2 separate regions of the Homo sapiens genome follow, and region 2 is linked to region 1. A link is a contact called in ENCODE Hi-C or POLR2A ChIA-PET data. All regions are on one chromosome and are shown on one strand. The core of a region is the stretch at or near the end of the contact, and the rest is flanking DNA. Distances in the headings are between cores, read along the strand shown. Region 1 holds the start of MBD2 (methyl-CpG binding domain protein 2). Region 2 overlaps TCF4 (transcription factor 4).

The links. A loop is a pair of places that touch in the nucleus more often than their neighbours do. ChIA-PET counts read pairs that join two places held with the same protein, here RNA polymerase II (POLR2A). Pooled maps may share reads with other maps.
Region 2: a loop to region 1 is called in a pooled map, with 17 times the contacts of the local background. The contact joins the enhancer-like site here to the promoter of MBD2 in region 1. A Hi-C loop is called at or near these places in 2 of 37 single-sample maps with no recorded cell type and 3 of 50 pooled maps. POLR2A ChIA-PET finds 5 or more read pairs at or near these places in 1 of 52 experiments (GM12878).

What each region holds. Positions count from the first base shown.
Region 1 is chr18:54,222,094-54,228,771 of GRCh38, forward strand. MBD2 (methyl-CpG binding domain protein 2) reads right to left here and starts at 2,576. Exons shown (of 7, transcript NM_003927.5): 1 at 1,925-2,576. The coding sequence starts at 2,466. It overlaps SNORA37 (small nucleolar RNA, H/ACA box 37), which reads right to left and starts at 319; the gene lies at 191-319. RefSeq lists a silencer at 2,277-2,666 and enhancers at 3,417-3,959, 3,960-4,500.
Region 2 is chr18:55,245,448-55,252,125 of GRCh38, forward strand. All of the region lies in intron 15 of TCF4 (transcription factor 4), which reads right to left. Among named protein-coding and RNA genes, the nearest start is that of LINC01929, 120 kb to the left of the region's middle. RefSeq lists enhancers at 4,156-4,205, 4,216-4,275. Within about 2 kb of position 4,216, at least 3 of the 41 ENCODE cell types and tissues checked have a DNase peak (open chromatin) inside an H3K27ac peak, as active enhancers do; they include GM12878, where a contact is called at or near this core.

The sequences.
Region 1 (6,678 bases), core at 1,326-3,825:
TGCCTACAAGACATCAGCACATAGTTCACAGAAGGTTATGCAGACAGCCTGCTTAGAAAGAAAACAGAATGCTCTGTTAATGAAAGAATACTAGAAAACGAACAATTGTGAACGGCACTAAATGAAACTAATGAACTTGAGAAAACTAATCTTTTTTTAACCACAATAACCTTTTTTTTTAATCAGAAGAAATTGTCCCATTGAATGACAGCTGCCACTGGCACAGTCCCAGGGCAAGGATGCCAACAAAGGTTTTCTCTCAGCACCAGCTACCAAATCCTGGCCCCACAGCCTGAGGGAGGACCTGTGAAAGTGCTCACAATAACTTTCTTACCATTAAATCAAATATTTAATGATGAGGAAATACAAACCAAGACTATCACACTTTTTCTTTTTTTTCTTTAAAGAGATGGGGTTTCACTCTATTGCCCAGGCACAATCATAGGTCATTGCAGCCTCGAACTCCTGGACTCAAGAGATTCTCTCGCCCCAGCCCCGTAACTGGGACCACAGGTGATTACTACCTTCTTATGTTTAAAAGAAGTTCTCCATTTTATCATATGAGGTTTCAAGATGAGGGTCCAGATCAAGTGGAAGACTAAGTTCTATGAAACATCACTTTTATTTTTTAGTTGAGGTGAAGTGAACTTACTACAACTACTCATCCATATATAGCAACCATCAGGAATGTGTTCGTATTTACATGCTGCACCAGCAGTGATCACATTCTTGTGTGTGCATATGTATGTATATATGTGTATGTACATTTCTTTAACCTTTTCAATCTAGTTAAAAGTATTTTTAGTTCATAAGCATGGTATGTGTACAGACACATTTTCCCAGAGCTACTTGAAGAGGACAGGAAATCCTTTATAACATTATTACAATAGCTAAATGACAATTGTCTCCAATACCCATATACATTCCCTGAAAAATGCTTCAGTCAGTCCACAAACACGTACCTCCAAACTACTGAATACAAGTTTATATTATCTTCTATCAATAGCATGGCTTATTACAAAATTTAGTAAATGTGTATTAAGTCCACGGATGTCAATTGCCATAGGCACTTTCTTGAGCTTACTGGGTCACACAAACTGAAGACATCAGCAGCATGACCACGGGATTGCAAGATTACACTAAGGTGAAAAACCTTGAATCATTTAAAACAGGATGTCTCAACCTCAGCACAGGTGACAATTTGGGCCAGATCATTCTTTGTTGTGGCAGCTTTCCTTTGTATTATCGAATATGTAGCAGCATCTCTGGCCTCTACCCACTAGATGCCAGTATCACACCCTCCCCAGGTGTGAGAACCGAAAATGTCTCCAGACATTGACAAATGTTCCCTGGGGAGCAAATTTTGGTCTAGGAGTCTAAAAACTTAGTACAGTGTGTCAGTTTCAAAAGAGTATATTCTGCAATACCAAGAAGTTCCAAAAAAACTTCAGGCATTCCAAATAGCTGCTTTATACAAAACTTTCTTGGATGAAGTAAATGAAACCTTGTTACTGTAGATAGCTCATTCTTCCACATGTGCATGCTTAACACTTGTGATGATGAATCTGGGACAGGCTGGGACAGGAGCCAACAGTGACTGGGTTTTATAGTTTCGATGAATTACACCTCCTTTTAACCCTTCAGTGGACTAACCATCCCTGCCAGGCTAACCCTTTCTTCGCAAACCATCTTCCCCGACGCCTTCCACATAAGATGCCCTCCTGCGGGCCCTCACCTTTTGACACTGCCTCCCACCGCACTGGGGTCAACTCTCACCCAAGGGTTCCGCCACCTTCCACCACCAAACCAGCCTGTCCCTGCCACATGCCCCCCGGGCCCCAGCGCTCATCCTCTGCCCAGGCCCGCTCTTGACCCCTGACCCCGGCCTGACCCCGCCACCCCCTCCCCGCCCCCAGGGAGGTACCTGAAGTAGTAGACATCGCTCTTGCCAGCACTTAGCCCAGATTTTCGGATCACTTCCTCCTTCTTCCATCCGGGGGGGAGGGCCGGGCAATCCATCCTCTTCCCGCTCTCCGTGGCCCGGGGTCCCCTGGGCCCCGGCCCCGCGCTCCCCGACGGGAAAGGGACCGGCTCCCGCCGGGGGGCGCCGCCGCCACCGCTGCCGCCGCCGCCGCAGCCGCCGCCGTCGCCGCCAAGGCCGCTGCCGCCACTCGGGGGACGGCCGCGGCCCCGGCCCCGGCCCCGTCCCCGTCCCCGGCCACGGCCCCGGCCCCGGCCACGGCCACAGACGCCGCCGCCCCGGCCCGCCTGCTTCCACCGCCCCCGGCCACGGCCGCCGCCCCGAGCGCCTTCCCTGCGCACGCCGCTCACCGGGGACGGGGCGAGCGCGCTGCCCTGGCCCCCCTGCTCTATGGCGGAGTCGCCGCCAGCGCCGCTGCCGCCCGCCGCACTCTCCCCCTCCTCCTGCTCCGGGCAGCAGCGGCCTCCCCCCGGGTGCGCGCGCATCCAGCCCCCTCCCCAGCCGGCGCTGCGCTTCTTCCGTAACCGAGCCCTTGGAATCCCGGAGACCCGCCCCGCCCGCAGCGCGGCGCGCGGGGGACGCGCGCAAGCATCATAGAGCGGGCGCGCACAGAGCGGCCCTCCTGCCCGGGGCGTGGCCCCGGCCACCGCCTCTTAGGTCCTCCAAGCGCTATGGGCGGCCATCTTGTCTCCGCCTTCTCGGGGCCACGCCCCCTCCCGCGCTTTTCCGGCCCCCACTGGGCGCGCGGAGCTGGGAAGGTTGGTCGGGCTAGCCACCAGCTGGGGGTGTCATAGTGACTGTGGTTAGTTTGTTTCAAACGGGGTAACCTCCACCATTATGTGATTTTACCTATGTTTGCTTCCCAATTAATGAATAACAAGCAAAATAGATCTTATATTACATACCAACTCGGCTATTCATTTAAGGGGGTGATAGCCCCTTTTCCCGCCCCTCTGCACAAAGCTTGCAGGGGAGCTTATAATGAAGGAATGAAGCAAAGTGTCCCATTCGCTGAATACCAGTTCCCTCCTGAGCCTGGCTTCAGAGCCATTGACAGATTCTCCTGGAACCTTGTAAGGATGTAGGAAAGGAAATGATAACTTGGAATATGCCCATGAGTCAGATGGGGCTTACCTCTAGATTCTCCTTAGAATGACCAGAATCCCTAAATCCATCTAGAAATTTCCAGATGTCTTTGTCTAATACAAAAATCAGTGGCCTTTTATTTGGTAAATATTCCATTATGTTGAAAGTCCAGCCTAACTTACTGTCACAAGCCTTTAGGAAACTGTGTGGTATTCTTTTCGGTCTGCCAACTTGAATTTTAGAAATGCATATTTTCTATAAGTTGTCGAACACTTATAGAAGTGTGCTATTGATATTCAAGATAATATATTATGAAATATTTGGAAGATTGAAAAATGTAAAGCACATGTTATCAGCCTGATGATAAGCTATCTTGGGTTTCTATACTCATATGCCCTAAAAACTGAGGACCAAGTTTAACGTATAGAAAAAGTTGATTAATATAAAGCAACAAAAATCTAAAATTAATTTGGTTTATCTTTGCAGTATATGCAAACATTAACTCATACACACAAACTTGTCTGTCTCTAAACCTGACCTTAGTCTTCTTTTAATGTCCTTTAGTTGAAAGACACTAATTTGTGGTTTCCTACAAGAAATTTAGAAATGTGAATGTAAAAAATCATCAAGAAATGAGTTCTGAGGAGATCAGTACTGGAGACATTCATTTAGAAGTCATCTGTGGGCCGGGCGCGGTGGCTCACGCCTGTAATCCCAACACTTTGGGAGGCAGAGGCGGGCAGATCACCTGAGGTCAGGAGTTCAAGACCAGCCTGGCTAACACGATGAAACTCCGTCTCTACTAAAAATGCAGAAAATTGGCTGGGCGTGGTGGCGGGCGCCCGTAGTCCCAGCTGCTCCGGAGGCTGAGGCAGGAGAATGGCGTGAACCCGGGAGGCGGAGCTTGCAGTGAACTGGATCACGCCACTGCACTCCAGCCTGGCAGACAGAGCGAGACTCTGTCTCAAAAAAAAAAAAAGAAGTCATTTGTGGCCGGGCGCGGTGGCTTACTTCTGTAATCCCAGCACTTTGGGAGGCCGAGGCCGGCGGATCACGAGGTCTAGAGATAGAGACCATTCTGGCCAACATGGTCAAACCCCATCTCTATTAAAATACAAAAATTAGCTGGGCGTGCTGGCGTGCGCCTGTAATCCCAGCTACTCGGGAGGCTGAGGCAAGAGAATCGCTTGAACACGGGAGGCGGAGATTGCAGTGAGTCGAGATCCCGCTACTGCACTCCAGCCTGGCAACCGAGCGAGACTCCGTCTCAAAAAAAAAAAGTCATTTGTGAAAGTGACAGTTGAAGGAGGCCCTGGAAGTAAGTAAGCTCTCCAAGGAAGGGCTTGCGTGGTTAATAATAAAAGGAAAGAGGATCAAGAACTGAATCTTGAGGAATGCCAATACTTAAGGTTCCACTGAAGGAATAAAGGAAAAAAATGATATTAAAGTTTGTATGACATAAGAGAGTACTCTGATTTTCACACATAATTGAAAGTAAAGGGTAAACATGAGCAAAAATCTCAGTAGAAACGGTAATTGAGACAGGTAGTTGAGACAACAGATGGGAACAGGTATGCTTTTGGAAAATTCTACCTTTTCATGCTGTGCTAATAAGGCTGTAGATCAAATGATATATTGGATATAAAAGCATGCTTAAAGAAATAAATCACAGGATTTTCGGGTCATTATTTTAACTTCTACTACCAGATTCCATTTGCTAAATCCCAGAAGATGTAGCTTAATGTTCCCTCTGTTAAGAAAAATCTCATTTAGACATGTCAAAAGCTTTTTGGTTACACTTGAACTTTTCTGCTGTGATACCATAGAGCAAAGTAAAAATATATATATATATATATATATATATAAAATAAAAATAAATGCTCTTATTTATTCTCCCACTAAAAGAAAAAAAAATACTCCAATTAAGGCAACAATAAATTCCAAAGGGGACTAGATTGAGATCTAAAAGGGTTAAGAATAGATGCTAAATACCTGAGAGACAGACCCCTTTGTTTCTCTTAAAATACTGGACAAATAATAAACCTTTTATAATTCTCGGAAACTGCATTTTCTATCACTCCTCCAGGAAGCATAGCAACGTTATTTTTCTCGGGTAGTAAAGTTGTGACCAAATTTTCAATTTGGTCTCTCTTACAATGGAGAAGGTTTGCTAGCTTATCTCTTGGAGAAAGTGAAAGACAAAAGCAAGATAGGATTATGTATGAAATCTGGTCCACTAAATGAACAACAGAGATGTAACCACCTGTGATCTCTGCCTCCCAGGTATAAAGGCAGGTGCTAAAACACCAACTGTCACCCCTAGAAGACTATTCTTTCTTTGATTTTTCCCTTTATTGTTTAGCAGGTAAAGCTGAATGAAGTTAAGCCATTAAAGAAAAAGTTGTGGCCGGGCGCGGTGGCTCACGCCTGTAATCCCAGCACTTTGGGAGGCCAAGGCAGGCAGATCACAAGGTCAGGAGATCGAGATCATCATGGCTAACACGGTGAAACCCTGTCTCTACTAAAAATATAAGAAATCAGCCAGGCGAGGTGGCGGGCGCCTGTAGTCCCAGCTTCTCGGGAGGCTGAGGCAGGAGAATGGCGTGAACCCAGGAGGCGGTGCTTGCAGTGAGCTGAGATCACGCCACTGCACTCCAGCCTGAGCAACAGTCTCAAAAAAGAAAAGAAAAGAAAAGAAAAAGTTGTTTTAAAGAAAGCTGTTAATTTGGATTTTTATTTTGAAAATTAGAACAAATTCAGGTAATGAAACTTCAAAGAATATTAGGAGGTGAGACTGATTTTGAGAACTATATATTTTGTCAAATATATAACCTGCGTTTAAATCTTTGAGTGTGATAAAATACCCAATAAAAGCAGGTGTTTTTTTTGGTTTGTTTGTTTGTTTGGTTTGGTTTGGTTTTTGTTTTTTGGTTTTTTGTTTGGTTGGTTGATTGGTTTATTGGTTTGTTGTTGTTTTGGCCTCCTGTGTAACTGGTACCACAGGTACGTGCCATCACACTCAGCTAATTAAGACAATTTTTTTTTTTTTTTGTAGAGATGGGAGTCTCCCCGTATTGCCCAGGCCGGTCTCAAACTCCTGGGCTCAAGCAATCTTCCCGCCCCACTTCCCGAAGCCCTAGGATTACGGGAGTGAGCCACCGCACCCAGCCAGAAAAACGTTTCAAATATTGGAAAACCTTACTTTTTTCAATGAGCATTTTTGCATCAAGGGGTAACAGGGACATTAGGCTTTTTTTCTCTTAGACTCCAAACAGTAAGGTCAGAATTTATCAAGACATTACATAGGAGTAAGGGCACAGCCAGGGGTGGTGGGGGGAGGACATTTTCCAGCACTAATTAACAGGTTTTATGATTCACTAGGTTGGCCCAACTACTGTTCTCACCTAATTCCCAGGCACAGCATGTCAGGAGGCCAAATGACACTTTCCAGTGCAAGTGCTTGTAGTATGAAGGGGGCAGAGATCACCTAGTGACCATCAAGCAGGCCATCCAGAGGCAAAACTCCTTATGTGAGGAATTTAGAAGTAATTAGACTCCCCTGTTATTTAAAGCTGGCATCTGGGTCCAGGCTTCTTCCCCAAAAACTTGTA
Region 2 (6,678 bases), core at 2,966-5,465, 1.0 Mb after region 1:
AACTTAATTTGGATGTAAAAAATATACATGAAAGCTCGCTCTTCCTGTGGACTCTCATGTGAAATATTCGAGCCAACTGCTGGAGCTGCCGTGCTGTGGAGGGGCTTTTCACCCAATGCAGCCCTGGCTGGCAAGCTGCAAGGACTGGTATCATCAGGCAGTTTTCTTACTTCCATTTAGGTGCATGAGCCTTTATTTTCTGTTTTTGGTTTTAAATCATGTTTATTATATGGCTCTGAAACGCCTTTTCTATCCTGTCTCTAATTGTTGAAATTCTATGTGGACTCGAATATGAGCTCAATGGCATCTTCTCCGGGAAGCTTTTCCTAGCGGTCTGAATTGCTCCTTAGGTCATTTCATAATTCTACCTTGCATTATAGTTAGACCCATATTTGTATTATCACTCTACCAGGATAAAAGGCCTGTAAGATCAGATACTTTCTTTTACACGTTTATGCATCCCCAAAAGCATCTGAAGCACAGCAGATGCAGAAAGAGTGAATGAACATATGTATATTTTCTAATATATACAATATATACTTTTCCCTCCAGAAAATCTGCTTTCCTGAGAAAATAAGGGTAATATTGCATTTTTTTAAATGCACAGTTGTGCCTATTCCAAATTATGGATAGTTTAAGATTATGTCCCTGTAACAGTTCATTTAAAAAATGATGATCACTGTGCTATTAAATGTGTCTGCCTGCCTTTTCCTCCACAATTTAAGAAGAAAACCATGTAAGGATGTAAGAATATGATGAGGTTATAGGGTCTATTTTAAATACACGTGTGTGTGTGTGTGTGTGTGTGTGTGTGTATCTTTTATATTTTAAAACTGGGAAAGACAAGGTTTTTGTCTTTGATTTATTTAAAATTCATGGCTCCAAGATGCTAAACACCAGAGAACTAGGATTTGTTTGTCCTAGGTGCAGAGAGAGCAGGGTTTTGAGGTAAACATCCAATGCCAGACTGTTTCAACATCATAGAGTCTGAATTTGAGTAAAATATGTATTCATGTGGAGAGAAGGGGAAATACCTAAGGTGGCCAACCATGTTCACATATGGGCATGCACAGTGTCCTCATCACTTTTCTTAGGGGCTGCTGAATAGAGCTTAAAGGATCTTACTTCTATTGCTGTTTTCAAAATCTTTTGACTTTTCTTTAAATTAATATAGAAATATCAAATGGTAAGCTCAAGGATTCTCAGCTGTTATCACTCATCCATGGCTAAAAGAATTTCTTCAAGTTCTTTTACCTTTCTGTCCTTTTTTTTTTCAGTTTTAAAAAAATAAAGTATGATATTGATAAAGTTCAAAACTTTCGGTTGAGGTTGCTAATCTGCTCTCCGAAATACTTGATAGTTGTGGAGATTAGGAGAGATGACAGAACACTAGAGAAGGCAAATATCCTAATTTAAAGAAAAACAAGATAGTAGCTATTGAAAGATGATGTTGACCACCAATAGCTTGGGTGAAATTCTGTAACAGGGTATTTAGAAAATAGTTTTGAAAGTGCTCTGAAACACAGGAATGGCCTCTCAAACTCAGTTTGGTTCCACCAGAGCAAGGCATTCTGGACAAGCCTCATTTCCTGCTTCACAGTGAGTGCTGCATGCCCGGCTTCTGTGACAACGCTACGGACAAAATGAGCAAAGGTGGGCCATACGGTGTATAAGGAGGGAGACAGAACCAGCTGAGATTAAACTCAAAGGATAGAAGACAGCACTCGTGTAGAAAGAATGTCTGTAACACTGAGCCTCATGGCCTTCTGGTCAATCCCCTCCCCTGAAAATATTGTATTGGTGGCTTTGATGTGGGCATTAGTCACACCCATCACATTTGCCAGCAACAGAGATGGCAGAGTATGTGACTGAATGAGGGCTTCAGGGAAACCATTAAACAGGAATCAGACTGAGGCTACAACATAACATTCAATGGGGTTTCATGAAGTTTTGTACAGACACAACAAAAAGTACACAATGAGACTGGGGAGATAGGTGGCTTATGGATTTCAGTTGATTACAAATTGAATATATGTCAGCAGGACAATGAAAGCATCAAACATAGCAAAACAGGATATTGTTAGGTGGCCTTAATGAAGATACAAGGTACTGAATGGGGGAGGAGATAGATCCACCCTAGTCCACTTGATCCTTTCTTAAGCACTGTGTTCAGTTTGCGGTTCCACACACTAAAAGGTTCTTGTGGAGAAAAAGGCATCCTTGCTAAACTAGGGAGAATGCACTGGGAAGCAATGGAGTTCATGACAGGGAGTCCAAACTTTTTTTCAGGTTAAATATTTGAAGATAGTGATGTTTCGTCTAGAGGGAAAAAACACTCAGCAGACTGTCTTCAAATAACTGAGTTTCTCAAGTGCTTGTTGGACTTGATTTGTGGGCAATTCTATTGGGCAGAAACATAAGGACTGTAGAAAAAAGCAAATTTGGGCTGGACCTAGGAAGAACTTTCAAATATTTGATGAAAATGGACTTTGTGGGCATTTGGAGCTAGTCACCCTTGAAGGAAGGAGGCTGATCAAGACTTGTTGACTGCTTGGCAGGAAATCTGTAGGGAGATTTCAGTAGAGATAATCTCTTAAATTCCCTGAGAGTCCATGGGAATAACTGCTTAGAAATGAAGTATGCACTCAAATAGACACAGAACTTTATGGAATCAAAACCTGTGAAAGCCCAAGAGGAGCAACTGATAAATTGATAAAGATCAAAACTTTCAGTTGAGGTTACTAATCTGCTCTCCGAAATACCTGATAGTTGTGGAGATTAGGAGAGATGACAGAACACTAGAGAAGGCAAATATCCTAATTTAAAGAAAAACAAGATAGTAGCTATTAAAAGATGATGCTGACCACCAATAGCTTCGCTGAAATTCTGTAACAGGCTATTTAGAAAATAGTTTTCTATTTTATCAACTTTATCAACTGAAGATGCTGATGCCTCTGTTGATCATATCTTTGTTGAAGAGGCCCACATAGAAACAGAATCTTCTGACTCCTGCTGCTCCCATGACTATGTACCAATAACTGCCACATCACATCAATGCCCACTACCCTCTCTTTTTGCCAAATATTACTGGTAGAGCTAAATAGCAACTCATTGCAGGCAGCCTAGGGCCAACTACAGAGTTTTCTTGGATTTCATTAGTTAAGTCAGAGTAACAGAATGGTTTCTAATTTCTACCACTCACAGTTTTGAAATGGTTATGGTATTAGGGTAAAGAGGAAGTCGGCTGAGCAGTGTAGGATATAGCACAAGGAGTGCTGGTCTGCTTGCTGTTTTGTCTGGTTTCCTTTTTTGTGTGTGTGGCAGGGTCTCTCTGTCACCCAGGCTGGAGTGCAGTGGCACAATCTTGGCTCACTGCAACCTGTGCCTCCAGAGTTCAAGCAATTCTCCTGCCTCAGCCTCCTGAGTAGCTGGGATTACAGGTGTGCACCACCATGCCCGGCTAATTTTTGTATTTTTGGTAGAGACAGGGTTTCACCATGTTGGCCAGGCTGGCCTCGAACTCCTGACCTCGAGTGATCCACCCGCCTCGGCCTCCTAAATTGCTGGGATTACAGGGGTGAGCCACCGTGTCCAGCCTCTTTTGTCTGGTTTCTAATTCTACTAGTGAGTACCCATGGTTTGGTCACTTCCCCTTCCTAGGCCTTAGTCTTCAAAGAAGGGCAATGGGCTGATTTCCAGGGTACTTTTAGAATCTAAAATTCAGTGGTCTGAGCTCTTAACTATACAAGGAAAACTAACTGAAGTTGTTTGTCCTATGAAGCCCTAAGAGGTAAAAGTTCTCATGTATATAATGTCAGTTAAATAAAAAGATACCACTTTTCCTAAGGAATGCTCTTTTGATAGACTGCATTTAATCCAAAGTAAAACAAAAATTGTTACTGAAAAGAGGAAAACTGGGCAAAGATCCACTTTTATTGGTGATTTCTGAAATGGGTTCCACATCCCCCACCTGCAGGACTCTGAAGGGATGCTGTGGAGGACAGGTGTGTGGGGTGAGTTGCACATGACTCCCCCATCCCTAAGTCAACTGGAGATGACCACTCCTCTACTAAACAACCATGTGATCTTTCACTACTGGATAAGGGTCAGGCCCCTGGTCTTTTAGAGGGCATAGCAGACTGGCAGGGAGCAATCTGCTTAAGTACACATCTTTTCCTACTAGCCTGTGAATTCCTTGAGAGCACAGAACCTACACTTGGTAACCACGGATAAATGTTATTGAAATGAATAAATAGACTTTAAACAAGAAGGATCTGAGAGCTACACTAATGCGATATATGAATAGTAGAGGGGATTTTTAGCTCAATGATCACGTAGTTGCTGACTCTACCAACAAATAAACGGGAACACATAGAGTCACATAAAGACAAGTTTGATGTGGGTTTTGTTCTTAGTCAGTTAAAAAAGCGGTTAGGTCATTTGAAACGCTTCTTTTCAGGCCTCATCTGTGGATGTGAATACTGAATGAGTAACAGAGAGAATTCTATCTGGAAAATTGCCCTTTCCATAATTTATAAGAAATCTAATCATTTAATATCAGGATTAATCATGGAGGTCTCTGAGGCAGAGAGGGAATCATACTTGGTAAGAGTTTCTAACTAGGGTAGTGAAGACCTGGCTATTTCCTTATTCTCCCACATTCAGAGATTTCTGCTTTAATTTTGGAAGAAAAGTGGGTGGTTATAGTAAGAAAAATAACTTGATAACTTAAAATTTGCTACCTCAAGGACCCTGGTAGGGAGAGTTCACACCTCTTAGGCACTCAGCGCAAACATGTTGGTTTAAGAATAAGTGCATAGATAATGTGGGTTTTAATCCAAGCATGCCACCACTTTGGAGGGAAAGTTCTCTGTCTATACATTTGGGAAGAGAGCTGCTCTGGGAACCCAGCCATGGAATACCTGGAAACTTCTTTTGCCAACCAACACTTATCAAGTTTTGAAAATCACAAGCTCCTAGCATTTAAAATAAGTTCTGAAAAGGTGTTCTCATAGATAATCTCTGGAGAGTATGCCTGGTAGTAAAAAAGAGCATTGAATTTGGAGTTGATGTGCTTGAGTTTAAATCCCGCTGCAGGACTTGAGACTAACTGCTCAAACTTCTAAGGCTCACTTTACCGACACCTGAAATGACCACTATTATCATCCTCACTGGGCTGTTGTGAAGACTGCCTAAGACAACACATGCAGAGCGCCTAGCAGAGGGGCTGCCAACTCACACTCACAGAATGTTAAGTTTCCTCGTTTCTTTTCTCCCGTTTCTATGGATGATCTATTTACAGGGGTCGGGGGGAGAGAGACAAAATATAATATGTGAGACTCGAGGAATTTACAACAGTTGGTAAGGCAGAGTCATATCTATAAAAGATGCACAGCTATGCGGAGCTGGTTAAGATAAATATCTAGAAATGGTATGATTCATAGGGCTGTAAGAATAGAGAAAAAAATGGCTAGCATGAGTGGGGTAGCAAGGGAAGGCTTCCTGGAAGAAGAATGATTTGAGTCAGTGCTTTGAGAATGGGTGGGTATTAGGTGTACAGAGATAAGCAGATAGGGCTGGACAAGACAAAGAGATACAAAAGTTCCGAAGGAGAACATACAGGGTGAATTCTGGTAATATGCCCAGCCTTGTCTTGCTGGAAGACTTGTTGCAGATTGGAAGAGCTCAACATAAGGCTTTCGGTAAATGGTAATAGGCTTCAAATGCTGAGCTAAGGAATTGGTCTTTATCTTGTAGAAAATGGAAAGGCAGGGAAGGTTTTTGAGCAGGAAATAAGCATAGCTCAATAATATCATCCAGAGAGCTTGCAAGTATACAAACATTCGCTCTTGTGTTATGAGCCATGCCGCTGTGAAAAAAAAAAATCCCTTTCATTATACTAATACTTAGTAAATCACTGAAGACCTACTTCAGAACTCCAAGGAAAACATTTTATGAATCAAAAGCTAAGGACAATATGTTAGCAATTAAATGAGATAACATAACAGCCGAGGCAGAACCACAGTTTTCCCCACCACAACTTCAAGCTGCTGCAGAAAGAAATGCTTATATCACCTTCCAAGTTATCAAGCCATTTTGTTTTGATTTTTGGAAGGCAGGGAGAAAGGAAATGAGAAGCGTACGGAGGTCGAGAGGATTCAGAGCTGTCTACTCTTTAATCAGAAGGAATTACTGAGGAGAGTTAGAAAGGCGATGTGCTCAATACAAAACCGGGACTGGGATGAGTATCAAGTTACTGCAACTCGCTTCCGCCCAGAACAACAAACGAAGGTGTGTAGTTGGGAATGAGACTCTCACCAGTGCTCTCTGCTGAAGTTTCCGGTGCATACCTCCCACGGCTACTTTATTTACTGCAGCTGGCCAAAGTTTTATAGCCTGTTTCATGTATTAAAATTCAAATGTGGAAAACATTACCAGTATCCTCCTTGAATTTTTTTGTTGTTGTGGGGAAGGGGGATGAGGTTTTTTTTTTTTTTTTTTTGCCTTCCCCTTAAACTTCCTTTTTATTGTGGAATGTATCAAATGGTCAAAGGCTAACTTCAGACTGATTAAATTCAAAAACTATTTCCTTTGTTCTTATGTTTTTGTTTTAAAATTCATACCAGTTTGCACGGGAAAGATAGGCCAAACCAATCCTTTTCACACACATTAGTGTTT